2 separate regions of the Homo sapiens genome follow, and region 2 is linked to region 1. Evidence: read pairs that join two places in POLR2A ChIA-PET (ENCODE). Cell type or tissue: OCI-LY7. All regions are shown on one strand. Each heading gives the region's core, and the rest is flanking DNA. Links, peaks and the distances in the headings are about the cores only.

What was found. ChIA-PET counts read pairs that join two places held together with the same protein. Peaks named below come from ENCODE experiments on the same cell type or tissue, not always from the same donor. Only the 100,000 strongest peaks of a DNase experiment are listed, where the experiment ranks them.
Region 2: POLR2A ChIA-PET joins it to region 1 with 17 read pairs; 2 of 35 experiments call an interaction of 5 or more read pairs at or near these places.

The regions. Positions count from the first base shown.
Region 1 is chr9:122,945,207-122,952,785 of GRCh38, forward strand. The region is part of intron 1 of RABGAP1 (RAB GTPase activating protein 1); the gene reads left to right. It also overlaps the pseudogene RNY1P15. Among named protein-coding and RNA genes, the nearest start is that of RABGAP1, 8.0 kb to the left of the region's middle. In OCI-LY7, for the core only: no CTCF peak of the experiment used is centred there; no DNase peak of the experiment used is centred there.
Region 2 is chr9:124,409,744-124,417,322 of GRCh38, forward strand. PSMB7 (proteasome 20S subunit beta 7) reads right to left here and starts at 5,699. Exons shown (of 8, transcript NM_002799.4): 1 at 5,621-5,699; 2 at 5,099-5,192; 3 at 4,165-4,262; 4 at 2,609-2,749. The coding sequence starts at 5,682. RefSeq lists enhancers at 1,898-3,097, 5,606-5,655. In OCI-LY7, for the core only: no CTCF peak of the experiment used is centred there; no DNase peak of the experiment used is centred there; H3K4me3 peaks cover 1,023 bases; H3K27ac peaks cover 219 bases.

The DNA of each region.
Region 1 (7,579 bases), core at 1,359-5,358:
CTGTTTTGTGTTGATCCTGAGATCATTATTCTTTAGAAACTTTGTAACAATATTGGATAGACGTTTAAGCTTACATTGTAACCATTCACGTTGACCCTAACAGCCTTGTTTCTCTTCATGTGCAGACTGACCAAATATGGAAGTGTGCAAGTCTTGAACACATTAGTTTATACAATGTGGCCTGAAAGTTTCCCTCCTCTTTCCAAATCAACCATAATATTCTGAGGTACTCAGTGAGAATTTTTTGAAGATTGTTTTCTATCAGACTTTTCCCCCTAAATCCCTTTTTCTGATCACTATACAGTGAAATAAAGCCCTAAACCTACTTTTAAGCTCCTGCCTGACATTAAATAGTATGTATGTATTATCTTGGTTGTAAAGTATGAGAAATATATCTTCTTAATTGTGTACCTCTCCAAGAATTAATGCATAGTTGTTATGTATTTCCTGTTAAGGTTGCATCAGCATTTGTGTTATAAACTACTACTCCTTGGGTTCTGTAAGTCTTTGTGGAAATAAATTTTTCTCTGTACCTAAATCTGGCATTTCTGAAGGTACATTAGCAAGTGAGTTTCTGTGGTAACTTTAACATAATGTTACTAAGTCAAACTTTAACAACAATTTGACTGTTTTAAAACTTTCTCCCTTTTTCCCTTATTTATGCATTTTGGTAACTAACCAACAACCTATGGTTTATAATTTTGTTTTCCATTTTCTGAGGATGATCTTTTATCAGTTAAGGAAATGATATGCAGAATCCTTTGGGAATATATTTTATTTTTTAAGACTACTAAAGTGCAGTAGTGAGAACGGGGAAAAGAGTAGAACAAGGAGTTTGTTCTGTAACTGACTGAACAATCGAGATAACTCACTGTCTTTGGACCAGCTTTGGGAGTATATTTTAACTATCATGAAGGATAATACGAGATAGCATACTGGAAGGCACAGAAAACACGTATCTTCTGCCAAACATTCATGGTTTGCCTACATGCATTCCCCTGAAAATCAAACAGGTCATAGAAAAGACAAATTATATTTCTGCATTTATCTTAGACTTTGATCATCTGTTGAATGATTTGCCTGCTGAGTTTTAAATTCATGTAGATTAAAGAGAAGTGAATAATACATTTTAGATCTGAATGTAAACAGATGCATATTCTAAGTGGAATAGATTCATTTTCTTTATTGTAGATGAGAAGGAACTATATTGACTAATTTCCTAAAAAGAGGAAAAGTCTTTGACTAACCCTGCGTTGCTTAAAAATACTCATATTTTTACATTTATTAAATGCTAATGTAAATTATACTGTAGAAATCTGAACAGTTTTTAAAATCTGTACTAGCAAGTCAGGAATATAATCTGACCTTGTGAATGAGTAGTACATTAACATTAAGCTGACTTTCCCTGTGTTCCCAGGGATAGCTTCTATTGTGGACGTGGAATCCAAATAACAATTTAAATATTTAGTTTCACAGATATTGTGTTGAAATGGCATTAAGCCAGCATATGTAGAGTTCTGGAAAAAATTAAAGTGTGTTTCCTGAAATATCCATGGGAACATGAGAAAACCATTGGCAAGATTTTTTTCAGGTGTCAGCATTATCACACTCATAATTAACAGAGTTAAATGAACTCTGTTTTATGCACATTTCATCCCTACTTGTTACCTCTTGTACCTTTCATTAGAAGTATGAAGTATCAAGATATAGTGGGGAGAGTATGAACTTTGGGGTGAGAAAGACATGGATATCCCAAGTCTCTGAGAAGGAGTGATTAAGTAGCTTATCCTCAGAAACTCCATTTTTAAACATGGAGCTACTTACATCTACCTCATGGAACTGTAATGGAAAACACCTGATATCCCCCCTAAAGACCCTATAAAGTTATAATTATTTTGAAACTTACTTTTATTGAAGGATAAATGTGGCATACATACATTGAAATATTATTCAGCCTTAGGGAAATTGTGACACATGCTACAATATGAATAAACCTTGAAGACTTATACTAAATGAAATAAACCAGTTATGAAATGATAAATATTGTGTAATTCCACTGCTTATATGATACACCTAGAGTAGTCAATTTCTTAGAGATGGAAAGTAGAATAGTGGTTTTTGGAGGAGGAAGAGAATAGGGAATTAGTGTTAATGGGCACAGAGTTAAGAAAGGAAATGTTCCAAGGATAGATGATGGTGATGGTTGCATGACAATGTAAATGTATTTAATGACACAAAATTGTACACTTCCGTGGCTAAGATGGTAATGTTTGTGTTATTACTTAATCACAATGCAAAAAGATTACAACTTATAAAAAAGATGTTTTAAAGTTTTATTTTGTTTTACAATTTCCTGTATTTGTTTAATTCCGATATCTTTTTTAGTTAATGTAGAATTGAACTAAAAGTGATTTAATAGTTTAAAGAAGTAAATTGTCACAGTTACGGTAGGCTCAAATTTGCCTAAGCGTGAGTTTTAGATAAGCTAGTTTTTCTTGCCTTTAAGTGCAGGTAGGCCCAAGATGATTGTTTTGATTCTTTTGGTTTTGGTTTTGGTTTTTTAACGTAACCTGAAATTAATCAGAAAGCTTAAATTATTATGATTCTCTTAGCTCACTAAAATAATTCAAAGAAATAGTCTCAAAATTCAGAGTCAGAATGAAAACAAAGACATCTATTGTTTAGCAGTTAGTAGTGGTGGAAAGGAATTTATTTTTATAAAGAAGGGATGGTGTTCCATTGAGTTTTGTTTGATTTGTCCCACCCTTTCCAGGGATAGGCTGTGTGAAATTCATGTGAAAACCAGTGCAGTGAAACAAAGTTCAGAGCCAGGAAAACACACACACACACACACACACACACACACACACACACACAAACTGAAACTAATGCAATGTGATTTTTTATAGCTTCTTTGTACCCTGCTTGTTTAATTTTAAAGAGCTACAAACCCACAGGAATTATCCTGCTACAGCATCTTTCAGACTTGATTCTTTTGTTGCATCCTGTCTTGTTCTTTTTCTAAACAGAGAGTAAACTCACCAGATTTGTGTTTTAGAAGGGTACAACTGGGAGCAGCATAGAGGATGGATTGGAATTGGGAGAGGATGGAGATAGGGACATCGAGAGGGAGAGAGATGCAATCCAGAAAAGAACAGAGACACCTAGATACTTGGGTTTGGATCAAGTTCCACAATTTTCTCTCTGAACTTAAGCGAGTTACTCAGCCTGCCCAAGCCTTAGTTTGTCTGTCATATGAACTTAATACCCATCTGGCAAGGTGTGAAGATTAGTAATAATGCAAGTAAAACTTGTTCGTACCATGTTGGGCATATAATTGACACTCAAGAAGTAATAAGTATTGTTTTCTCTTTTGATTTAGCAAGATGATTTAGTCATCTTGCTTAAGATTCCCTAAAGCTGTACCCATTTTTTCACTGGTTGAGCAACAAAAATGATGGGGATTGGGAGGGAAGTGGTTAGTGTTTGGTCCAAAGGGAACCCAAGGTATATTTTTTGTGACTGTGTTAACTGTTTTTTGATCATGACAGTTGGGGATTTGATGAAGAGTTTAGTCTTCATCCATGTCCACATCCCCAGTACATGCATGTAGAGTAGCATGTTTGTCATTTGTTTTCCTCATATTACTTAGACCCTACTAGTTAAACAGCCATGAAGTATATTCAACCAACCAAATTTATTGAACACTGCCCGTAAGTAAGGAAATGAAATTACTACGAGTAAAACATAAGACCCCTGTCCACAAGTAGTTTGGGGGACTCTTTGTGCCCGTTATACTCCCAGCATTTGACATGGTGGTTTATACTCAGTAATTGCTTCTGGAATGAATGGATTGATCAATATAGCGGAGTAGAAAAGAAGCGTTGGGCTAGGTGCGGTGGCTCACGCTTGTAATCCCAGCACTTGGGGAGGCTGAGGCAGGTGGATCATTTGAGGTCAGGAGTTTGAGACCAGCTTGGTCAACATGGTGAAACTTCATCTCTACTAAAAATACAAAAATTACGGCTGGCTGCGGTGGCTCACACCTGTAATCCCAGCACTTTGGGAGGCCTAGGTGGGTGGATTACCCGAGGTCAGGAGTTTGAGACCAGCCTGGCCAACATGGCGAAACCCCGTCTGTGCTAAAAATATAAAAATTAGCCAGGCGTGGTGGCGGGCACCTGTAATTCCCAGCTACTTGGGAGCCTGAGGCAGGAAAATCGCTTGAACCTGGGAGGCGGAGGTTACAGTGAGCTGAGATCATGCCATTGCACTCCAACCTGGGCAACAAGAGTGAAACTCCATCTCAAAAACAACAATAACAAAACAAAAACAAAAATTAGCTGGGCGTGGTGGTGCATGCCTGTAATCCCAGCTATTCAGGAGGCTGAGGCAGGAGAATCGCTTGAACTCTGGAGGCAGAGGTTGCAGTGAGCCAAGATCATACCACTGCATCCAGCCTGGGTGACAAAGCAAGACTCTGTCTCAAAAAAAAAAAAAAAAAAGGAAAAAAAAAAAGTGTTGATATTATTTTACTGTGTGGTAAATGCTATAATTCTGTGATGAACTAAAAAACAAAAAGCCTGAGGAGCCCTAGAAGACAATAACACTGCAGAAGGGAAAGGGGGAGGTTGAATACTTGATTGTATCCACTAGGTTGCTGTTGGTGGAGAAAGGCTGATTGCGGAAACAAAAACACATTCCCAGCTGAGCAAGCAGCATATGAAAAGGCTTGAAAGCATTAAAATGCATGACATATTTGTGTATATAGTATGGTGTGACAGAAGAAGATAAGACTAGAATGGAAATTGGCTCCAGATTTTGAAGAACTAAATAATACAAGGATTTTGGATTTTATTGTATTTTCAGTCAGGAGCAATAAATAGTTTTGAGGAAAGGGGAGGTATGGGATATATGATCAGATCTAAGTTTTAGAAATTAACTTTGGGGGCTAAATAATCAATGACTAGGAAGAGTCTAGAATGAAACACTTGTTATAGCCAGGTTGAAAGAGAATAAAATACAAGTCAATGACATGAGGGATAGTGAAGAAGGAATATATTTGGGATATGTTTTAGAACTAAAATCCATTATTCCAAGGGAGGGTGAGAAAAGGAGGAGTCAAGATTTGTTTTGGTTTGGTGTCTTTTTTTTCTTTTTCTTTTTCTTTCTTTTTTTTTTTTTTTTTTTTTTGATGTTGTTTTGAATCTGTGGCTGTTAACCAGGATAGAGAATCTAGAAAGAAGAATCTGCTGACGCGTGGGGATTAAATGGTTTAGTTTTGCAAGGAATTGGTTTTGAGATGACCATAGGACGCATATAGTAGAGCCCTGCTGTGTATTCTCATAACACCCTTTACACACCTCTGTTATAACAAGCACTATATTATAATTACCTGTTTACTGGTCTGTTTTCTCTACCACTGTAAGCCTGTCAAAGGTAAGGAGTGTCTTTTATTCCTCACCATAATTCTATACCTGGTGTCTGGCACATATCAGACTCTTTGATACTGAATAGAAGAAAAAGAAAATATAACACAAATACCCATGTGGAATTCAAGAGAAAAGACAGTGCTAGTGTTATCAGCATACAATAGAAAGCTGTAACCATGTTAGCTAATGAGATAGCCAGTGAAAAGAAGGACGATGATGTGATTTTAAAAATAGAAGAAAAGGAACCTAAATCAGAACTAAGAAAAGATAGTGGTAGGAAATGGATGCAAAAGGATAAGAGTTTCAGAATAAGAAAATGGCCAGCATTTTCATTTACTTCAGCAGGTGGAAGTAAGAAATAATTCTTTGGGTTGTGAAATTTTGTAGTATTGATGGTTTTTAAGGGGTTCAGTGAAAGTGAGAAGTAACGGGGTGGTATTTTTGAGAGGGACTGTTTAGAACAGTGGGGAGTTCCATTGAAGTGGTAGAGGTGGAGGCATTAATACTACTCTTTCAAGAAGAAAATCTCAAGAAAACCAAAGAAATAAAGGTTAACCAAGCTTTGGATGAGGCACTAGCACATTTTGTCTCAAGCATGTCAGGTTCAATTATTAGTATCACCCACACCTCTTATTAAGCTAGGTAGGTCACTTACTGGGAGGTGGTTTTGCCTCTGCTAATTGCACATTAGCAAATCCATGCCACTGCATGTCACTGTTACTTCTCAGATGTTAGTTAACTAGAAACAATACAAATATCTGATAGTACTCTGTCTCAAAAAAAAAAAAAGTTGAAGTTTTTAAAAAAGTAAACACTGATTGTTCAAGAACCGACTGCCTTTGAAGGACTCTTAAAAGAGGTTTTATCATGGCCAGTTCTTTCCATTTCACTCTGTTAACTACAGTGCTTAAGAGGAGATTGAGAATGAATGTGAATTTTTTTTTTTTTTTGAGATGGGGTCTCACTCTGTCACTTAGGCTGGAGCGCAGTGTCTCCATCATAGTTCACTGCAGCCTAGAACCCCTGGACTCAAGCAGTCCTCTGGCTCAGCCTCCCAAGTAGCTGGCACTACAGGCACACACCACCACACTTGACTAATTTTTAAATATCTTATTTTAGAGATGGGATGTAACTATATTGCCCAGGCTGGTCTTGAAATCTTGGCCTCAAGCGACCCTCCCACCTCAGCCTCTCAAGTTTTTGGGATAATAGGCATGAGCCACTGCTCCTGGCTAATTGTGAATCTTTATTTAGCAATATGGAGATGCATTTTATGCTGGGGTACATAATTGAGCATAGAATTGGCACTTACGGCACAGAGCAGTGACTGTAGGCAAAAAGTTCATGGAGTTTTGGTATACGGGACTAATTTGCAATAAAAATCTGTAGTGATCTTTAATGTCTCTGTAAGAATAAAAGTAGTGAAAGAGTAGCTATAATGAAAATAAAGCATAATTGAACTTTTAGGTGTGATGGAAGAGGCTGTATAAGTGAACATAATTGTCTGTCACCTCAAGTGACTTGACTTTTTTAAAAGAGAGGTAAGGCTGGGTACGGCAGTTTATGCCTGTAATCCCAGCACTTTGGGTGGCTGAGAATTTTTTTTTAAATTTTTTATTTTTTTTATTTTTATTTTTTGAGACAGAGTCTCGCTCTGTCGCCCAGGCTGGAGTGCAGTGGTGCGATATTGGCTCACTGCAAGCTCCGCCTCCTGGGTTCATGCCATTCTTCTGCCTCAGCCTCCCGAGTAGCTGGGACTACAGGCGCCTGCCCCCATGCCTGGCTAATTTTTTTTTCTTTTTTGTATTTTGAGTAGAGACGGGGTTTCACCGTGTTAGCCAGGATGGTCTTGATCTCCTGATCTCGTGATCTGCCCGCCTCGGCCTCCCAAAGTGCTGGGATTACAGATGTGAGTCACTGTGCCTGGCTGATAAATTTTTTTAAAAAATTACCTGGGCATGGTGGCACACACTTGTGGTCCTAGCTACTCAGGAGGTGGAGGTAGGAGGATCACCTGAGCCCGGGAGTTTGAGGCTGCAGTGAGCTAGGATCACACTACCACATTCCAGCCTGGGCGACAGAGCAAGACCCTGTCTCAAAAGTAAAAGCATCCTTGAACTTGCATCCACCAACCTGCCCTGTTGGTA
Region 2 (7,579 bases), core at 1,308-5,307, 1.5 Mb after region 1:
CATTTTATTGAGAAAGAATCACCCAAATTTATACGACAGTCAGTGCTGTAGGTGGGAGATGAACCAAAGTTCTAAAATCAAATCCTAAACTCTTTCCTTATACCACTCTCATTTTATGTAACTCACCAAAAATGTTAAGAGGACATAAAAGACTATAATTATGCTGGTTTATATTTTTAAATGGTCCTCAAATTTTGATAAAATTTAACTTTTACAAAGTATCTTGAACTAAAAAATGACAAAACACTGAAAAAAGAGAATTTAGAATTTTTTTTTTTTTTTTGAGACGGAGTCTCGCACTTTCACCCAGGCTGGAGTACAGTGGCACAATCTCGGCTCACTGCCAAGCTCCACCTCCCGGGTTCATGCCATTCTCCTGTAGCTAGGACTACAGGCGCCCGCCACCACGCCCGGCTAATTTTTTGTAATTTTAGTAGAGATGGGGTTTCACCATGTTAGCCAGGATGGTCTCAATCTCCTGACCTTGTGATCTGCCTGCCTCGGCCCCCCAAAGTGCTGAGATTACAGGCATGAGCCACCGCGCCCAGCCGAGATGTTAGGATTCTTAAAACATTCTGAAGTGATTAACAGAAACATTTGCTAGATTTTTTTGCTAATTGTTTTAAATGACATTACAAAGAATCTTGAAACATCTTATTTGCAGCAATTTTACAAGCTTAAAAATTGCCTTTATTACATAGACACATCGTGTAGAAAAAAAGTTTTCAAAAAAGCCTTATATATAATGTACCAAGCAAGCCACCAGAGGGAGCTTTATATTTAAAATTAAAATCCACAAATCTTTTCAGAAATCTGATCAATAGGTGTGCTTTAACAAGTTCTACTCACTGTACTGGGAGAATTTGGTTGGCAATAATTCTCCTGGATTAGAATAATGATACGTACACAAACATAAAGCAGCAATTGGATAGACAAGGCTTCCTATCCATATGACTCTAGGCTTTGGTCTCATTTGTAAAATGGGAACTATACTACTGGCCTTGCTACAACCTCATATACACTACTGAAAACCCACAGGCCATGCTAGACACATAGATGAGGACCCGCAAATTATCAGGAAGGCCAGGGCCCTGAAGGGAACAGTGAAGTGAGCCAGGCAGAGAAAGTGACAGAGCACCCACTCCCACTTCTAAGGCAACAACCACCAATGAGTTCCCGAAGATTACGGCCACATGTTTCCAATGTTTTCAAAAGACAGAAATCTAGACTTTTTTTTTTTCTTTTTTTTTGAGACGGAGTCTTCTTCTGTCACCCAGGCTAGAGTGCAGTGGCGTGATCTTGGCTCACGGCAACCTCCACCTTCCAGGTTCAAGCGATTCTCCTGTCTCAGCCTCCCAAGTAGCTGGGATTACAGGCAAGCGCCACCATGCCCGGCTATTTTTGTACTTTTAGTAGAGATGTTTCACCATGTTGGCCAGGCTGGTCTCGAACTCCTTACCTCAGGTGATCCGCCAACCTTGGCCTCCCAAAGTGCTGGGATTACAGGCGTGTGCCACCGTGCCAAGCCAAAATCTAGACTTTTAATTCAAATCTCCCCATTTACAATTGTTAGCCACTATTTAAAAAGAAAAAAAGGCCATATGACCCAAACAAATTTCCCTACAAGCTGATGGCCTATGAGCCACCAGTTTAAAATCTTTACTGTCTATCCGTGCTCCCCTTTAATTCTCACAACCACCCCACTAGGGGCAGGTATTATGATATCCATTCTACACAGAAGGAAAAAGGCAAAGAATTTGTTAAAGGTAAGGCAAGTCCCAAAAGGAGAAGCCAGTATTCCAACCCAAGACTAAATGCCCAGGCTACTTCTCCTAAAATCACTGCCTCTCTTATGAGAAGCAAATGAGAAAACACACTTTGAAAACTGCCAAGACCCATACAAACATAAAGTAATGACGCAATTATTAAAGGAGAAAGAGAAACAAAACTACTAATATGAGCTGTGAGTCAGCAGAGAATGAAGGTCAGGTCAGGCAAGCTACTGCACCTCTTTAAACCTCAATTTCTTCACTTACAAATAGGAGACGCTAATAGTCCCTATCTCAGAGTTAAAAGGATGAAATCGTGCATAAAGCGCTTTAGCATAGGTCCTGGAACAGAGTAAGAGGTAGATAAAGGTTGGTTAATATTAATATTATCATACCCACTGACAGCCAATTATAAATATCACTTTTCATTCACTGTTATTTTGCCCCTAAAGGGAGGGGGTGGGGGGAAGGAGAGACAATCATTTGGGTTTGTGTTTATGGGGAGGAGAGAGTAGTTTCACAAGACAACTTGATAGTTCCTCCAGCTATAACTTTCTTACCGTGAACAAAAAAGTTTCTCTTATCCAGTAATATCCCTATGCTCCAGGAAATGACTCAACTGGTGACATGTGATTTACTCATGAAAAAAATCAGGCCCCAGAAATTCAAATGCACCATCAAAAACCATTTAAAATGGCTCTTTAATATAACAACTGATTTCCGGAACAAAATGTGTATTTCTGAATGTGTTTTTGCTACTTTCCAGGCTTCTCTTGGCTGAAAAAAATCTAAGATATGAGAAGAAGATACTAGTAGGAATCCCCATTCTGGAAACTTACCTGAAAAGCATCTGCTTCAGCATCCGATTGGCTGTCACAACTCTGGGAAGACGGCCAGTGGAGAGGGAGTGGAGCTCCAGGTTGGAAGAAATGAGCTGGGTTGTCATGTCTGTGTCTGCAGCTGTCCCAGCACCACAACAACTGAAAAATCCAATTAGAAACTTAGCTGAAATCCAATTACCAGAGGGCTCAATTAGAAGTAATGGGTTCTTGGATAACTTCCATGAAGTTCAGGTACAGAGAGATGTTTTTGAGTATATCTATGCTGTAACTTCTCTGTTTAGTCAACCTTAAATAAACAGAAAATTGAGAATATGCATCTAGTTATATGCAAATACATTATCTATGGCCCAATGGAACACATGAAATTATTGGTTTCTGTGATAACAGTGTGTGCATTCCATTAATGCTACAAATATATCCAAGTTGTACAGAAGTGCCAGGTGTGTTAACTCTTGCAATTCAACATCTACCAAGTATTTACTATCAGATACCAGTAATTACACTAAGCACTGGGAATAAAGAAAATATGAGAGGCCTTGTGCTCAAAGTTGAGTGTAAGATACACAAGAAGACAAAAATTATAACACATAATTTAATACACAGTAATAGCATAGGTACAAAATCCTACGGGAAACCGGAGGAGAAGGTAATTGATTCTGATCATTAAGAAAAGGTTTCAGGCTGGGCATGATGGCTCATGCCTGTAATCCCAGCACTATGTGAGACCCAGGCGGGAGGATCACTTGAGGCCAGAAGATCAAGATCAGCCAGGGCAACATAGTGTGACCGCATCTCTCCCAAAAAAAAAAAAAAAAAAAAAAGAACGAAAAAAATGTTTAAAAAAAGGAAAAGGTTATATATGAGCTGGAATAAAAACACTCTACAAGCAGAGAAGGCAGAGTTTCTAAATAGAATCTCACATAAGCAACGGTAGAATAGCTTGGAGATGAGGGAAATAGGGACAGTTCAGACGTAACTGGAGCACAGGGTGATGGCAACTGAAAAAGACGCTTGAAGGGTAGGCTTTCTATGAGACTGTGCAAGGCCACAGAATTTTGATTTTTATCCTAAAAGCCATGTGGAAATGTGACAAGTCTCTTGAAAAGCTTTTTAAGAAAGGGATGCCATCAGATCTATGTTTTACAAAATCCAGTATGGCAGAAGAGTGAACAATAGGATGCCTAAGAGAGGCCAATTAAATGGTAACTGCAATAGTCCAGCTAAGAAAAAAGAACCTCTATGGTTCAAGTTAATGTTTGAAAAAAAGAAAAAGAAAAAAGAACCCAAACTAGAGCCTTAGCAAAGGAAAGGATAGGAGGGAATGGATTCAAGAGGCACAGAGAGGGCAAAACTGGCCACCAATTCAATTGGAGACTGAAGCAAAGAGAGGACTTGAAGTTACTGGCTTAGGTAACAGGTGGCTGGAAATGCCATTTAAGGGAGACAGAAAATACAGGTTGAAAAACAGGTTTTAGTAAGGAGCACAGGAAGGTCAATTTTTAGCCCTGACATGTTTGAAAATATAAGAGTTATTCAAACGAATCAATACTTACTAAATATTAGGAGATATGAAGTGTATTTTTGAACAGTTCTTGTCAGCAACAACCATCCCTTCAGTTGCTCTTGTATCTGCTCCAAGAACTATGCCATCCTATTAAAAAAAAAAGTTTTTAAACAATTTTACAAATATAAGCCAACCGCAACTCTCTATTCTACTTTAGGGAATACTATGTTGGCCATACCACATGCTCCCCTAATCTCAAAACGCCAGCCAAAACTCATAGCAAAAATATTGTGCTACACTTTCAGGATTTAAGAAAAGGTTTCTTAGTAAATGCTACTAATTGAATCCTGAGTAGGTAAGAATTATTCCCATTTTCAAGTGAGGCTCAGGTGTCGGGTAAATTCCTTGTAAATCAGAGCTAATCTGGAAAAAACCTGGATTAAGACTCAGGAATCTTTCCATTAAATTAGCCATCACTATCAATTTCCTTTTAAAACATGTTGCTTTTCTTTAAAACATGTTGCACAGGTAATCATTATCCCTTTTGACGTTTCCAACAATTTAAGGCAGGAGTTATCTCCATTTGATGCATCTGAAGGTGTCCCTGTGAGAAGGAAAGTGAGCTGCCAGAAGTTGGAATCAGCACTATAGAGTTCAAAGGTGAGACAGACCTGTCTGACCCCAAATCTCGTGATCTCCCATCACATACTTCAGCTTCCTAAACTAGTAATTAAGAAGCTAACTGACCTGTTTAAAAAAAAAAAAAAGAAAGAAAGAAAAAACCTCAGCAAAGTGAGGAAAGAACATAAACTGTTAAGAAGCACACAAAACCTGACAAAAGCAGTCGCTCCTGAAAGACGGTCTCCTGATGTATTCTATAGCATTTGCCTTTCCAGACCGAGCCGGGAGAGACACCGGAAGCCAAGTGTTCTGATTCCTGTTGCCGGTTCAGTCACTGCTGCTCTTAGCCTAACCCGGCTTACCTTATAGACCACCCCAGCGATGGTCGTGCCAGTTTTCCGGACCTTTGGAAGCTTGTATCCCCTCTTTGCAAAATCGGCTTCCAAGACGGCATTCCTAAGAGCAAATGAGAGAATCAAGTGTTGAAGGGCAGGACCACATCGCACAGCACTGGCATGAAAAGTGCCTAACAGAGAACTCAGGAAAGCTGCTACTTGTTTTCACGCCCATCTGTTTAATGAATCCTCCCACCATCAGCACTGTTCTCCCGTTTTCCAACGAAGACAGTCTTACAAAGGGGCCGTGACGTGCCTTAGGAGACGGAGATAAACGGTGGCCGAGTGCGCTGGGAAGGTGGGAGAGCAGACCCGGCTTCAGGAGAAACCCACGCCCAGGCCCTGATTCCCCTGAGTCACACTAGCCGCGGGCCACAGGCCCCGCCATGAATTCTTCCCTCAGAATTCTCGTATCACACCTTGGCCCAGCTCCCACCCGAGCACCGCACTCTTCTCCCTCCCTGAACCAAGCCCCAAGCAAGGCGGCACCTGCGGCAGTTATCAAAAGAGAAGCCTCCAACTGGTGGAGCATACACCGACACAGCCGCCATCTTCCCAAGAAAGCAGTTCCGGGTCGGAGGCGGGTGCAAACAAAAAGAGCCGAGCACTTCCGGCGTCGCTGGCAACGGGGGCTGAAGGGGCGGGGCAAACGCCGCACTAGAACGATTGATCTTAGAGATTCTGGTTCCTAGAGAGGCCAGAGATGTTTGAAGTATATCGCCCCAAGTGGCACGGAGGAGAAAGTGACACCCGGAACCGGGAAAGGACTTGTCCAAGGTGAACGCACCAGCGACCAGGTCTCCTGCCGCTCAGACTGGACTTGTTTCTACCGTTAATTTGGTTCTGCGGTGCTTCAGAGACAGACAGACCCAAGTCCCAGGCACAGCCCCACCACCCCCTTGCGTTAAGCAAGTCTCTTCAACTCTCTGAATCTGTTTCCTCCGCTATCAGATGGAGATTACAACCTAGCTCAAAAGGCTGCTGTAGAATGGCCATTAAGTCTGTGAAAAGAGGCTCAACATGATTAGTCATAGGGTGAATGCAAAGCACGACCACAGTGAGATCCCACTTCGCACCCGCTAGGATGGCCATAAACAAAAAGACAGAAAAGCGCAAGGGTTGCGAGAGTGTGGAGAAATTGGAACCCGAATACACGGCTGGTGAGAATGCAAAACGGTGCGGCTGCTCCGGAAAACAATTTGGCAGTTCCCCAAAAAGTATTATCCTCTTAGATACGCACCCGAGAGGGTTGAAGACATGTATTCACAAAAACTTCTACAAAGGTGAGGTAGAAGGCAGGCCTCCATTCAGAGATGGGGCTGAGATACCTGACCAAATTGAGGACTAGCTAAAACAGGGCCTGGACGGAAGCTGTCTTCCCTAAGACTCGCTCACCAGCCAGCCAAGTCAGTTTACCGTTGCCATGGCAACACTCGTGAGTTACCGCCCCTTTCCATGGCAGTGGCACCATAAACCAAAAGTTACTACCCCTTCCCTAGAAATGCCTGCATAAACCACCCCTTAATCTGCATGTAATTAAAAGTGTGTATAAATATGACAGCAAAACTGCCCTGACACTCTGCCTAAGAGGGTAACCCTGCTCTGCAGGAGCAGTCATGGAGCTGTAACGCCGCCACTTCAATAAAGCCGTTTTCTTCTGCCTCTAACTTGCCCTTGAATTCTTTCTTGGGCAAAGCCAAGAACCCTTGTGGGCTCAGCCGCACTTTGGGGCTTACCTGCCCTGCGTCAAAAGGGGTCTCATTGGCTGGGCGCGGTGTCTCACGCCTGTAATCCCAGCACTTTGGGAGGCCGAGGTGGGCGGATCATGAGGTCAGGAGATTGAGACCATCCTGGCTAACACGGTGAAACTCCGTCTTTACTAAAAATACAAAAACTTAGCCAGACGTGGTGGTGGGCACCTGTAGTCCCAGCTAGTCAGGAGGCCGAGGCAGGAGAATAGCTCGAACCAGGGAGGCAGAAGTTGCAGTGAGCTGAGATCACGCCACTGCACTCCAGCCTGGGCAACAGAGCAGAGACTCCGTCTCAAAAAAAAAAGCGAGGGGGGGGTCTCATTATTCACAATAGCCAAATAATGGAAACAAATGTCCATCCACTGATGAATGGATAAACAAAATATGGTAAATTCATTTAATGGAATATTATTAGACCATAAAGAAGTCTGAAGCACAGATACATGTTACAACAGGGATGGACCTTAAAAATATACTGAGGGAAAGAAGCCAGGCACAAAAGGCCACATAGTGTATCATTCCATGTATGTGAAGTGTTCTTAATAGGCAAATCCACAGACAGAAAGTAGATGTTTGGTTGCTAAGGGTTAGGGGAGGAGGAGAGAATGGATAGGACTGTTTAGTGGGCGCAGAGTTTTTGGAAAATGATGAAAATATTCTGGAATTACATAGTGGTATTGGTTGCACGATATTATGA